2 separate regions of the Mus musculus genome follow, and region 2 is linked to region 1. A link is a loop called in an ENCODE intact Hi-C map of the cell type or tissue named here. Cell type or tissue: left cerebral cortex. All regions are shown on one strand. Links, peaks and the distances in the headings refer to the core of each region. The heading gives the core; the rest is flanking DNA. Region 1 overlaps Supt3 (SPT3, SAGA and STAGA complex component). Region 2 overlaps Supt3 (SPT3, SAGA and STAGA complex component).

Evidence for each region. Peaks named below come from ENCODE experiments on the same cell type or tissue, not always from the same donor. Only the 100,000 strongest peaks of a DNase experiment are listed, where the experiment ranks them.
Region 2: a loop joins it to region 1, with 1.9 times the contacts of the local background. A loop is called at or near these places in 2 of 42 quality-filtered maps.

The regions. Positions count from the first base shown.
Region 1 is chr17:44,941,782-44,948,644 of GRCm38, forward strand. The region is part of intron 3 of Supt3 (SPT3, SAGA and STAGA complex component); the gene reads left to right. Among named protein-coding and RNA genes, the nearest start is that of Gm52304, 58 kb to the left of the region's middle. In left cerebral cortex, for the core only: a CTCF peak has its summit at 3,371 (motif pointing left); no DNase peak of the experiment used is centred there.
Region 2 is chr17:44,839,111-44,845,973 of GRCm38, forward strand. All of the region lies in intron 2 of Supt3 (SPT3, SAGA and STAGA complex component), which reads left to right. Among named protein-coding and RNA genes, the nearest start is that of 4930564C03Rik, 38 kb to the right of the region's middle. In left cerebral cortex, for the core only: no CTCF peak of the experiment used is centred there; DNase peaks (open chromatin) are centred at 3,302 and 3,688.

The DNA.
Region 1 (6,863 bases), core at 2,017-4,516:
AGGTAGGGTGGGAGTTGGGGGCATCCACATGGAGACAGGTCAGATGGTGGATGGGGGGTGGATGGGGGAGGGCAGGGAATGGATTATGGAGTGTAAAAAATAAATAAATAAAAAACAATATTCAGGCCAGAAACTGTTATCTTCCTTGGATAGCAATTGACTCTGAATGAAAGGTTTAGGAGTAACAAAACCAAACCCACGTGAAACGTCAGGATGTAAGGGTGGCATTGCTAGAGATGAGGACCATCGAGTCACAGGTGATGTGGAGGGTCAGGCAGAGAGAGGCAGCTGCCTGGAGTGCAAGGCCTGGAAGAACCGATGATGGGGAGAGATCACAGCTTTAAAAATGTGAGTTTGTAGCTGAAGGGACTGAGAGAGAAAGGTCTTGGAACACTGAAGGGTGGCATCTTGGGGTGTGCTGTCTGTCTGGGAAAGGGTATGGGTACAAGAGAAGAAAGCGGCAACATCACCCGAAAGACAGGAAATCCAGGAAGGATCACTGAGGCCTCATATCGAGGGAGGTTGAAATTCAGCTTTATCAGAGTGCTACAAAGCTGCTAATGTTTTAAATCTTCCTTTGTATCTGTAGTAGTGAGTTCTTCTTTTCATAACAACAAAGGACTGATGAGGTGGCCTCATCATGAAGGAAGGTGCCTGTTGCCAAGCCTCATCACCTGAATTTGAACCTCAGGACCCACATGATGGATGGAGGGAACTAACTTCCTCAAATTGTTTTCATCCCAACCCCTGCCACATCTTACACACACACACACACACACACACACACACACTCCTGTCTTAAGGTAAGCTGGTCTTGTGAAGCTTTTTGTGGTAAGTGATATCTTTCTAGCATAGATAAAAGATCAGCATGTCTTCCTGTTGCTCTTTTTTCTATTTGTGTGAATGTTAAGATCATGTTGAATGTAGTTTTCTCTGGTCAAGAACAATACTACCAACTTTCTTGAATTAGTATTATTTTCTTAGTTTCAGCTTTTGCCTCTCATGGTATTTATAAATACTCGTCTGACTATAAACTAAATCCTCTGTCAGTAAGAAGAGATTCAATCAGTGGTATGCGTCAACCATCACTGCTCTGACAGTATCAGTATCATCCCAGTGTGGAGGTGGTGGAGATAGGGGTTAGCACAGTCTGTCTAGGTCTGCTGGATTAGTGTGCTCATGGTTTACGAACGATCCTCCAAATGTGCCTCTCCTTGTTACTTCTGCCCTAGCCGCAAGCTCTATAAACTATGAGCCATGAGCTAGGATGAGCTAGTCGAGCAGGTTGGGGGTAGGGGACACATTGCTGAGTTTGAATTTTTGGCTTCATGGTTTGATAGTTTTTCAGTTTTTAGCTTATTTTGCCATCCCCAGGAACCTCTGCCTGCTAATGTATTGGAGTTTACCAATCTCAAAGATATTTTCATTATAATACATGTAGATCAACAGTGTTAACCAATGGAAGCAGCATTTAATTACTGACATACAAAATCTTCATCACTGGGCTAAATGTCAAAAGCAAAGGCACAGGAAAGTCAAACAGACCTTTGATTGCTGTGTTGTGTGTATTTTGGAACAACTTTCCTGCATTTGAATTTTATGCCACATATGTTTTTGTTTTCTATTTCTTATGTCTCTACTTTTTACTCCTTTTATTCTTAAATACCTTGCAACCCTGAGACATTGGTTTAGATAAATCATTATGAATGTATCTGCCTGTTTCCATTTTGAATTATAGTCACTTTCTGTATAGCTGGGTCCACTGAGAACATTATATTTTTTTCAGTTTGTTCACTGTTAGCCATTGGGATGATGACTAGAATGTAACAACTATCCACGAAACAAGAAGAATGTCAGCTATGGCCTTGAGGGATGGCTCAGCAGTTAAGAGCACTTGCTGTTCTGCCAGAGGTCTTATGTCATTCTTACAACATGATACACTGCAGCCCCAGGATATCAGGCCCCTTCTGGTCTCGGTGGGCACCAGCACACATTAACATAGACACAGACAGAAATTTATTTGTAAATAGGCTGAAGTCTTTATGCTGATCCAGAAAAACATTCAATGCTGTGTCCTGTCTCTGGCATGTACAGAGTTTCTGTTGCCGTGGTGAGCACTGTGCTTCCTTTGCTCCTTCTTCAGCAACAATAGGTTTCACAATTTATGGCAGAGTCTCCCAACACATTTTCAAACATGTGACTATAGATCACATGTGAGCAATGATGTTGTACTTTATACAATATGATGCCTTATATCGATATTACCCTTTTCTTTCATTATTATTGCTAATGATAATCATCTCTATGAATTTTAACATAATTTCCTTTTAGGTACTCGTTTTTAAGCCTTGGCCCTGAGAAGTCTATAGAGAAGCTGTTGCTCTGTGACCTTGATGCCAACATCAGGCAGCAGCTCTAGTCATGTCCTTAGCATTTGTAGTTGGCTGTACTTTGCTTTTGTTGTTATTTTTTTAGACTGTGGCTCACTCTGTAGCCCAGACTGGCTTTGGATCCTCAACATCCCACTCCCTTTAGCCTCCCATGTACTGGGGTTATACATGGAAGATATCACCCCCAAGTTGCTTTAGAAATACCCTGTGAGTCCCAGGGTTTGGGAAGATTCAACTGTAGTTCCAAGACTCATATCTTCTGATTTGTGGGTTAGCTTTCAAGTATCTTAATGTTTTTGTTTTTAGTTTTAAATTTTAAATTTTGAGATTGACTCTTTGCTATGTAGTTCATGTTGGTCTCAAACTTCATTCTGTCTCAGTGATCCAAGTACTGGGATAACAGGTATGTGACCCAACCCCTGGAGTGTCTTAACTTTAAATATCTGTACACTCATGTGGAAGCCTTTCATTCAGTTTGTTTTCATGGGGCGTTGGGTCTAGTTTTGTCACAATGGACTTGGAAACTGGACCCTTTCGTGTGCCAGAAAAGCATTTATGCCTGATATGCTTTAAAAGCTACTCCACAAAATTTTAAGCAATTTTCCTAACATATAGCATAAAACTTTTAGACCATACTAGTATTAAATGCATTATATATTTTAAAAAGCATTATTTCTTTAAAGTAAAATTGTCTTCAAAATATATCCTTAGAAATGAAATTTTGCTGTGACTTCTAAAACTGAGGTCACAAATCACCTGTAACATTTAATAATCAGCTCAACCTGACTTTAAACTCTTGGTGGTCTGGGAGCAGGAACTTGTGTTTAAAAAGAAGATTGGCTTGTTAGTTGAATTATGCAGTTATAAGTAAATGTGGCCACAGCTGGTTTCGATATTTTTTTGTTGTACACCTGATTGGAAACAACAGGTTTTTAAAAAATATTTTTTCATTTCTTACACTGACACCTAGTGTTCACTATTTCTGATATTGAAGTGTTGAGTTTTAGTTATTAGTAGCTATAGAAATAGATTTCCATTCAATAAATTTGTAGAAGTATCCCAGAACATATATCACTCCGTCTTATTTTCTACCCTGGAGTCACAGGTTATCTGATTACTCATGTGACACCATCATAGCCAATGGGTGGGGGGGAGGAGGGGGAGGAGGCACTTTGCAATTGACAAAATTTGTAAGAAGCATAGACTGATTGAAGGAATTGAAAAAGGTTTTTAAAATAAGGATTCTTAGAATTGGCTTTGTAGCTGGTGTTGTGTAATATGCACAGCTCCCTCACCCTCACGTTCAGTAGATGATGACACTGTGTGAGTTTGTTCTTTGGGTCATCGAGATAACCCCATGTTCAGTTATGCAAGCTCTGAAGAAATGAAGCAAGGCTGCGATCTTCACTTGCTGGGAGGATGAAGGAGACTGGTGAGGAGATCTGAAGTGCGGTGCTTTCAGTGTTTCTTGTGACTTGCTCTGAGTCAGGGCTTCTTACAGTTTCCAAACATCCGTGATCCATTTTTACCCAGGAAATTTTTACATGACCTCACCTGTATATCTATGATATACAAATCAAATATACACTGACATAAATCTTTAAAAAACTAAAGCAATTCTTTTATATTTATACACTTTTATCACTTATTTAAAAATTTTAAATAATGGAAATTTGATGTGCTTTTTAAACCTACATAGCAATTCAGTCAGAGGGATGTATAACACTGCATTTTTAGAACATCTTCAATATTTTTAAAGGTTGATCAATAAATTATTGTAAAATATATTCTAATTCTAAACCAAAATTCACGTACGAACTTCAAATGAACTCAGCAATTTTAAAATCAAGCATTTAACACAGTACAGTCCAAAGACAGACTAATTTGTTCCCACTGAGGAGTGGTGATCGGGAAATGGTCAAAGCCCCTTTGCTATAGCTAAAGAACCGTGCTTCTGGAAGGGCAGAGCTTTCATGTACAGGGAGTTATGTCTCTAGTTGTTTGAGGCGATGTTGGTGTTTCTTGATGGGACACCAAAACTAGTCCAGGACTGTGGTGATCATGCATTGCCTCATACAATGCCAGTGAGCCTGCCAGACACACCTCAGATTGATTACACATTTCATGTCAACTTAGTTCTTGTTTGTTACACATTCAGCAAGCTTCTGCAGTTGTCAGATTTGTCATAACGTCTTGTATAGTTGAAACCCACACTTTTGGAAGCTGAGGTGTTAAAGCCTCAACTGTTGTAGTGACAGTGTTTGGAGTTCTAGATGAGTTTCAGATTATGTTTAATTGAGGAATGCATACTGTCTAATGTGGAGTAAATAAACATTAATTGTTATAGCAGAGATACAGGTGACTAGTATGTGTAGTGAAATCTGCTCAATAGTTTTTTTAAGAATTACTTATTTTTTTTGTACAAGTGTTTTCCTGTGTATGTACACCACGTGTACAGTGCCCACAGAGGCCAGAAGAGGGCTTGGATACCGTAGAACTCGAGTTAGAAATGGTTGTAAGCAGCCATGTGAATGCTGGGAACTGAACCCAGATCCTGTGAGATAGCAGACTCTCTTAATGTCTGAGCCATTTCTCCAGTCATCCCTTCATTTCATTATTTTGTGTCTCACTAAAGTGAGCAGTGATCACTATTAGGATAACTTTTTTTTTACAACAATATGTAAATCAAAACTCTATCTCTTGGAGGTAATGTTTTGGTGTCATAAAAATAGTAAGTAAATGCCTCCCTCCCTCCCTCCCTCCCTCCCTCCTTCCCTCCCTCCCTCTCTCCCTCCCTCCTTCCCTCCCTCCCTCCCTCCCTCCCTCCCTCCCTCCCTCCCTCCCTCCCTCCTTCCCTCCCTCCCTTTCTCTGTCACTGGGAGTGGGCTTTGAGGTCTCAAAAGCCTCTTGCCATTTTCAGTCTACTCTCTTCTTCCTGTGTGTGGTACAGGATGTGTGCTCTTCCATTCTAACTCCAACCTCCTTGTCTGCTGCCTCTCTCTGTCCCTGCCATCATGGACCTCTAACCTCTGGAACCATAAGAGCAAAATTATTTATTCTATAAATTGCTTTTGTCATGGTATTTTATCACAGCAACTGAAAAGTAACTCAGACATTCTGTCACAGCTCTTAGATGACCAGGATCATTAGCAGCACTTTTGTTTTGTTTGTTTCTCTGATTAGTGAGTGGGTCTCAAACACGGATTTAAAGATCCAGTGCATTCTATTGTAAGCAGGCATGCTATAGTCCAGGCTTTGTTCCTCATTATCGCATGCGGGCAGCATAGATTCTGTGTAATTTATAAGTGTCACAGGATTTTCAAGCTTTGCTTTCAACTCTGAGTCACCAACTATATTAGTCCCTAATGAGAGGCAGCCTATCTTGAAACATTAAAGATAGGCTCTGACTTGGTGTTTTTAGCTATGAGAAGTCATTAGATGACCTCTGCATGAAACCTCAGCTGTTTCCTGGGTAACTGGCTACAGTTTTTAGAAGAGCTCTTGAATTTCTTTGATATAGAAATGACTTTGTTTCTTAAGCCCAATGAATCAAACTGGTAGGTCCAAACTTTCTTCTGTATTGTCCTCTCATCCTCAGCCTTTACTAATGGACTATCAGTGTGAATAAATGTATTTGTGAAGAGTGGTATATATAACAATATTAGGGTACCTGTCCACCCAGAAATCATGAACATGTAAAATACATGCAAGGCTTGAGGTCACATAGGAAGAGAAGATAATGAGAGAAGACATAAAAGAAACTAGAAAGTGTCCCATATGATGTTCTGCCTTCCACAAGTTGAAGAAAAGAAGACCCAGGCAAAGAGATGGGGCAGTAGAGAAGTGTGGTATCCTGGTCATCAAATGAATGCACATCTTCAGTCTTTGAGGTCAGCTAAAATGAGGATGGCTAAATTTTGCATTAGCAAAAGCAGTTGCACATGGGTGGTAGACATTCTTTATACTGCAATTGATAACTATAGTGTTAAAGTGGCTGTATGTGGTAAAGTTGTATTGCTATTTCTCCAATCTATATGTTTTAAAAATCAATACATGATTTTCTTTTGTCTTTTATATACATTCCTTAGTTATGAATAAAATTTGCCTGTGTGTTTTAGTCCCAACATACTGTCTTTTTCTGAATTCCAGTTGAAGCTACTTCACTCCTTTATACAAGGTGTCTGTGAGTGCTTTGCTCTGCGCACAGGGGTGCATCCCCTTGTGACATCCACACCTTCCTGGTGGTCCACCCTACTTTCAGTGGACATGTCCCCACAGGTATCACAGGTGCCCATGGTAGCTTTGGTCCAGTGTTCACTCAGGAGTGTTCCCTTCTTGTTCCCCATCTCTGCTCCTGATTTTATCCCCTCAGTGTCCTTGGCTCTTAAGGATTTCAGTGACCGCGTGAGCACTGGCACTTACAACCCTGTGCTAGATACAGTGAGTAATTCTCTTATCATTTTGTTTTTCTTT
Region 2 (6,863 bases), core at 2,196-4,695, 100 kb before region 1:
GGTTATCCAGACCACCAGAGATGATGGGCTGTGCTAAGAGGAAGGCCGGATATGCTGAGGAAATTGTAATGTCCTTCACTAATGAGGAGCTCATTTCTTCCTTCATCCTTACCATGAGGTCAGTTTTCCTGAAAAACTTAGTGAGCAAAATCCCAAGTTGGCTGGTATATTTTACCCACTTTTTTTTTTTTTTTTTTTTTTTTTTTTTACCACAAGTTAAAAGTCTGTGAAGACACTTTATATAGAAGAGTTTAAGACTTTTCTGAAAGTACAACTTTATACCTTTATAAGTAATAATAAGTAATAACTATAAGTAGTAATTGAGTTGTGATTAATCAATTCTATTTCTAGTAGTTGATGCAGTGTTAATAGATTCCGACTTCTCGTGGACTGTCGCTATGTTCATGGTAATGGCAATGACCGAAAGATCAGGAAGCATTTTCAGTAAGTCAGATTTGCTTGCTTGATATGGGTTTGAGTTTTACTTTATGTTGGATAGAAAATATTTAAACAGGGTAATAAGACATTTAATAAAACTGATAACTACGTTGTATTATCTTTCTTAATGGAGTATTTATATGAAATCTCTTCTTTTTAATAGAAAATTAATTATAATTCGTAATAAAACTCTGACATCACCATGGTGCTTTTGTGTAGTGGTCACAATTGTCTGCTGAGGAAAGGTGCGTCTGCTGGAGAGAAGGAGCTGTGTTTATGTCTTTACTGAACTGGAGGCTGTTGGGAGTCCAAGAGCTTGCTTTGTCTTTGTGCAGCACACCTGGAGTCTTCTGTGCATTTCCATGGCCCTTTGATTCTGTCTCTATCTTTTAAAACTCTATTCCTCTCTATGATCCAAGGCAGATTTTAATAGTTAAAATCTTTTTAAAGCAAAAAGGCTCTGCAAAGTGCCAGGATGCGGTTCCCTAAGTCATAGGGTTTCCAGCTGTCAAGCACACATTGGGTGGGACTGGTCCTTCCCGGTTAGTATCACACTAGTTCTTTTACATGGATCAGTGTGAAGCAGGAGAGGAGGTGAGAATAGGAAGACGGAGGAGGAAAGACAAACTGATGAAGAGAATGGAGAAAGTGGCGGCAAGTCTGAAAGGAAGAGGACCCCAAAGCAGTGTGCAGTCAGGAGTCCCCTGTTGCAGTCACTGGCCACGGGCAGCACTGCTCTCTTTCCTGAGCTGTCAATTACTCCACGCTCTGGGGAGCACTGTGCTGATGCTGTAAGACTTGCTTTACGTTCTGACTCTGAATAAACCTGAAGTGTGCAAAGAAGCAGAGGCACCTTCAAATACAACTTTTAATTGCAGGTCATCTAGTGTTCTGTTTATTTGCCTGAATCTCTTGTTTTTCCCTTGAAACCTTGGCAAATATATGGCCATATACATCCCAATAACTTCTTTGCCTGTGGAATTTGTGCTGTTATTCTTGAAATTGAGCGCTTCCTGCAATATAAAGGTGGTGGGAACAGGATGTAAGAACTCAAATGATTTGCTGGATCCAGAGTGACTGCTTCAATAAGTCTGGTATAGTTAACTATCTTAAGAAGCATTGATGGAAAGCAAATTCTATTTTAAACATGTAAAATTGATGGCAATTCTATAGAGCTTTGTAGATCTGGATCACATTCTTAGCTACCTTATTGCTGTGTGAAGATGTTTGAAATTACATTACTTTTATAGATACTGACCTGTAAAATAGTGGAGGGTGGGTTTTATATGTGGATTATAAGGGAATAAGATCAATAACATCTATGATATAAATAACAAACTGACTTGCTCATGATGAGTATGGTTTCTGTTTTTAAAGTTAGTTTTATCCTTTTCTTATTCTTATTTCTCTATTAAATGAGTGGATTTTAAGAAGACATTGATGTACAAATAATTTGTAATTTGTGAAAAGATTACACTCAATTCCTTATAAAAGGACTTATTGTTTAAATGCCTACTTATTTGAATCTATTTTTTAAAAATACTTCTTGTTCTTAGCTTTGGTTTTATGTTGTTGTAAACAGCACCCAACTCACTGAGTGGTCTAGGTGAGGTACTGTGGTCGACTTTAACTGCGTAGAGACGTTTTCTACAGACTAGAGCTGAAGCTGTGGCTGAGATGCATCCCTAGCCTCTTCCCTAGACTGACTCCTTTGTGCTGACTTCTGAAACTCAGCTACTGTATTCAGTCTTACTTTACTTTGAGAGTAGACATCAGATTGTGATGTTTCATTTCATTGGCTTAGTAAGAATTCTTTTGTTTAGAGGTGATGTTGAATATAGGTAGGCCACATACTGTTTTATTACTTGCATTAAAGGATGATTAGCTGCTCTTATGAGACCAAATGTTAATAGTTGACTTATAAATTTTATTGTAATTTAAATATGACGTACCTTTTAATCAACAGCTGGCTGAAAGTTGCTACTTCAGCTTAGATTTTCAGAGGAGTAATGGCTTTAAAGGTGCACCGATTTTAGATAGTATTCCAAGTGTGCAGTGACCTTGGTAATTCTGGCCATGATTATTTAGGTAAACCACAACTAATTCATAGAGTGCTGTGGACCCTTTAATAACTACCGAGAGTGGGCAGGCTGTCAATGTGGAAGTTTCCATCTGAAACATATTCTTTCACTTGGCCCCTGAAAAACTCTCGGCAGTACCCTGCGCGGAACTTAGTTTATTTACTGAGAAAAAGGAATGGTTGAGTCAACTCACAGGAGATAAATCTGTGGTAGGTGTTGCAAGGCTGATTTTTAAACCACACAACATCTTGCTCTTTTCGTTTATTTTACTTGCTAATATGTAAATTTTACTGATGAAGCCAGCAGTGCTCATTCAGAGGTATTTTAGACTTTTTTTTTCAATGAAGAAAAACAGTGGTTTTGTTAGGAATAGTAAATTAGTTTTGCCAGAGTTAACTGCGTTCAAAGCTTTTGGAAGGAGATTAAATTCTTTATTTAATCTGTGTTAAGACATGAAGAGGATAATTATTCAATGTTAAATCATAGTTCAAAGGTTAGTATATATCGTTGAATTGTAGACCCACTTTTCTTCCATCAGATGAACTGGAGTAAACCTCAGTTTTGAGCATCAGTGTTAGAGTGCCTTTCATGGAGGAGATCAGTGTAAAAATCTGCAGGTTCCCACCCAGGCCCAGGACGGGCACCAGTGATCTGCTTTCCCTGCATGTGATTTTTGAAAAGGGAGATTCTTGTGCAGCAGAACTTTCTCTTAGGATGGGCACACTTCCCAGCACAAACATGATACTTTTGTACTAATCAGAGTGGAGTCTCAGCCTGCGATGGGACTTGCATTTTGGGCTTTTCACCACATCATTGCTGTTTTCTACGTGGTCAAAAATAGATATAGAGTAAACCAACCCCAAAAGTCAATTACAGGGTTTATAGTGATGTACTGTGAAAAATTTGGTCGTGTTTTTCATTATGCAGAATGTTCTTTCCAAAGACATAAACAGAAAAAGCACATATGTTTGATTTTAAAAATAACTCTGCTTAGCTCTTTAAAATGCTGGAGTCATTTTGGATACTTGTAAATGATCATCATTATAATTACATGATAAGCCCTCTACCTAAAGCAGGCCTGGTTTGTAATTATTTATTCAATTGCTGGTTCCCAGTTTTAAAAACATTTTCTTTTCTTAAATGAGGAGGCAACATGGATACTGGAAGGATTTCTGTTGTAAAAGTAAATGATCTGCTAAACTCATCTCATGTCCACATGCCTACTGCAGAAGGCAACACTAAATATGCAGGATCACTTTGTGGGGCAGAAGTGCTTCTTTACACATAGTATAAAAATATGGAAAACGGAAACCATTGGTCCATTGTAAATGAACTCTGAGTTTAAAGCATGATTTACAAAGTCTAACTTCTAATGTAAATACCAGGGTGATATAAAATAGTACTTTGTTTTCTTTAAGCTTTATATGTTTTTAAATACTTGTTTCTTATTTTAAGTTATATGTCTGTGTGTCTGTCTGTGAGTATGTGCATGTAAGCAGAGGTGCTCACTGATACCAGAGGTATCAGATCCTCTTAGAGCTAGACAGACAGGCACTTGTGAGCCACGAGATGTGGATGCTGAGACCCAAACTCACGTCCTTAGTAAGAGAAGTACAACTCTCTTGATTGTTGAGCCATTTCTTCAGCCCTAAACCTTATATTCTTAAGTAAAACGTACATAGCTTCAGAAAACTTTAAGGAATGAAAAGTTTTACGAGAAGGGTGTGTCACAACAAGATACTTGATGTCCTTTCATTTGATTTTATTAGTGATTATTTACTGTCTTTTCAGCTTTGAACTCATTTCTGTGTGTTTTGGAGGTATATGCTATATGCAAATGGCTGCTGCTTATTTGATGGCTTCCTCTGACAGTTGAGCTCCATGGTGAGATTTTATTCTCAGTTTGGGTTCTGTGCTCTGTTGAAATGGTTGCTTTCTTAGCTGCTGCACTTATGTTTTTATTTTTTATTTTTTTGTCAACTTGACACAAAGTAGTGTTACCTGGGAAGAGGGAACCGCAACTGAGTTACCTGTGTCAGATTGGTATGCCTATGTGGCATTATTTTGATGAATATTTGATGTGGGAGGGTCCAGAGCTCTGTGGATGGCACTACCCCGATGGTAGGTGATTTAAGAAAGCAAGCTGAGCCAACCAGTAGGCAGCATTCTTCCAGTAGCCTTGATGGGCAGGATTAGAGCACTCTCAAAGATTTTTTTGTTTCTTTTGTTTTTGTTTTTGTTTTGTTTTGAGTGAAAAAGTAAGTACTGTGAAGCAGTCTAAGACCATGTTTTTTGTGTACCTTCGACAAGAGCATGTCTTTCTTTTCACTGACTTGTGTTCTACTGTAGAGCTCTTAAGTCTGTAGAATTTATAAGTGTCTGCTCTAGGTGTGCAGTTGTGTCTGGAAGGCTGTAACCCAGAAAAATGCTTCTGACTTGGTATGAACTGAGTAGTCAATGGAGCAGATAAACAAAATGGACAATGTGTGATGCAGAGGCCCTTGGGGAGAGCACCTTTGACCAAAGGCAATTTTGCTTCATGGTTTTTATAGAACCACTACAGACTTCAATGCATCAACAACACATTCAAATTAAAGTTTTGAATCTCATTTAAATTGTGGTAGAAATAAGTAAAAATTCTGTGATAAGTTACTACTCCATTATGAACTTTGGCCTATGGTAGTATATTTGACCATTTGCGGCATAGTTGCTTGTCTGTAAAGTAAGACTAATGTCCATTGATGGTGGGCATCGAAGGAAATGTCCATAGACTAATATGTAGCATGTTTTTGAGAATAATACATTTGTGTGTTGTCATCTTTCCTAGTGTGGATCTGAAATCTCCCACAATGCCCACAGTTGGCATTAGAGGGAGGGGTTTATGGAGAGGGTAGTTTAGGACTTGAACACTCTGTGACTACATTGCTGTTCAGATTGAAACTGACAGCCACTCAGTTCTTCAGTCCCCAGTGCCTCAGGCACTCCCACAGTAAAATGCTAAGCTTATTCTGACCTTCTGCTGGCAGATCCCACTTCATAGTCATTTAGAATATGTCTGCAGAAGAAGCTAATTTGTTTTAGAAAAACGTAATTTAGATGTTGACTGTTGTTGAAAGGTTGTACATAACAAATTCCAAAGCCAAGCTCAACAGTGGAGAATGCATACGCATGCAGTGTGGACTAGTGTGCTCTCATCGCATTTGCTAGTACTCAGCAGCTAGGACTGACTTTAAGTTTCAAGTCAGTTTCCTGCAAACCTTCCACTTCTTTCTACCTTTCACCGCTGCTTGGAAGACCCCCATTTCACTCTGACCCAGAGTGTCTGGAAGGAGGGGCCACACACCCTATACTGCCTGGAGCCTCTGGGTCTGCCCTGCTGCCTCTGCTGTGTGGCTCTTCATCTCCTTTACCAGATGCATATATCCTTCCCTTGGAAACCTTATTGTTTCTTTCACAGTCTTGTTTTCTGTGTTACTTGTTTCTTTTATCTTTCAGGAATCACTGCTATTCAGTAGTTGTAGATACTCAGCTGATTCTTATATCTAGTCCAATTTCCATTCTTTTTCATTCTTTCTCCTAGATTATTCTCAAATGTGTCTTTCATTTTTTCATTTTTCCCTGGGTATAATTTGATTTCTGGATTATCTTTTTTTTCTTTCTTGAGTGTTTACTTCAATGCTTATTTTATGCCTATTCATATTTAAGAATGAGACATCAAAATATATGTGAGGACTGAGTTCTGTGGTTCAGGGGGCTGAGCTAGGAAGGATCAGAAGTTCAAACCCTGCCTGGGCTATAGAATGAGTTCAGAGGTCAGGCTGGCAGCTTACCAAGACTGTCAATCAAAGTTTAAAGAAGACTGAAGCTTTGTGTGTGTGTGTGTGTGTGTGTGTGTGTGTGTGTGTGTGTGTGTCCCCACCAGTGACAAAACAAACATTCACAAAATTTATGTGAGGTGGACTTTTATTATAGGGTAATCAGGTGGAGGCCCTGGCTATTTTTCTGGGAAATTTCTCAAAATTATTAATTATAGCCTTATTTTTTCTTATTTTCAATATTTCACTAAAGAAGAGACTTTGGTTATTTAGGGCTTATAAGCCAGGTAGTGAATAATCTAGCAGCTGAGTCTGAGGTAAAGGTGTAAATTTTCTTAGAATGTAGAATGTGGACTTCTCCTTAAGCTTTCTCTGTAGTTCGATGCATCTCAGTGCCTTAATCTAAGTCTGTATTGCTGCTCCCAGTCAGAGTCTCTCTGGTGTCCTTTCTCAATGATGACCCTTTAGTCTTTGCAAATGGAGTGATGGTGGGAGTCTGAAGGGAGGTCCTTTTCCCTGCTTTCAAGAC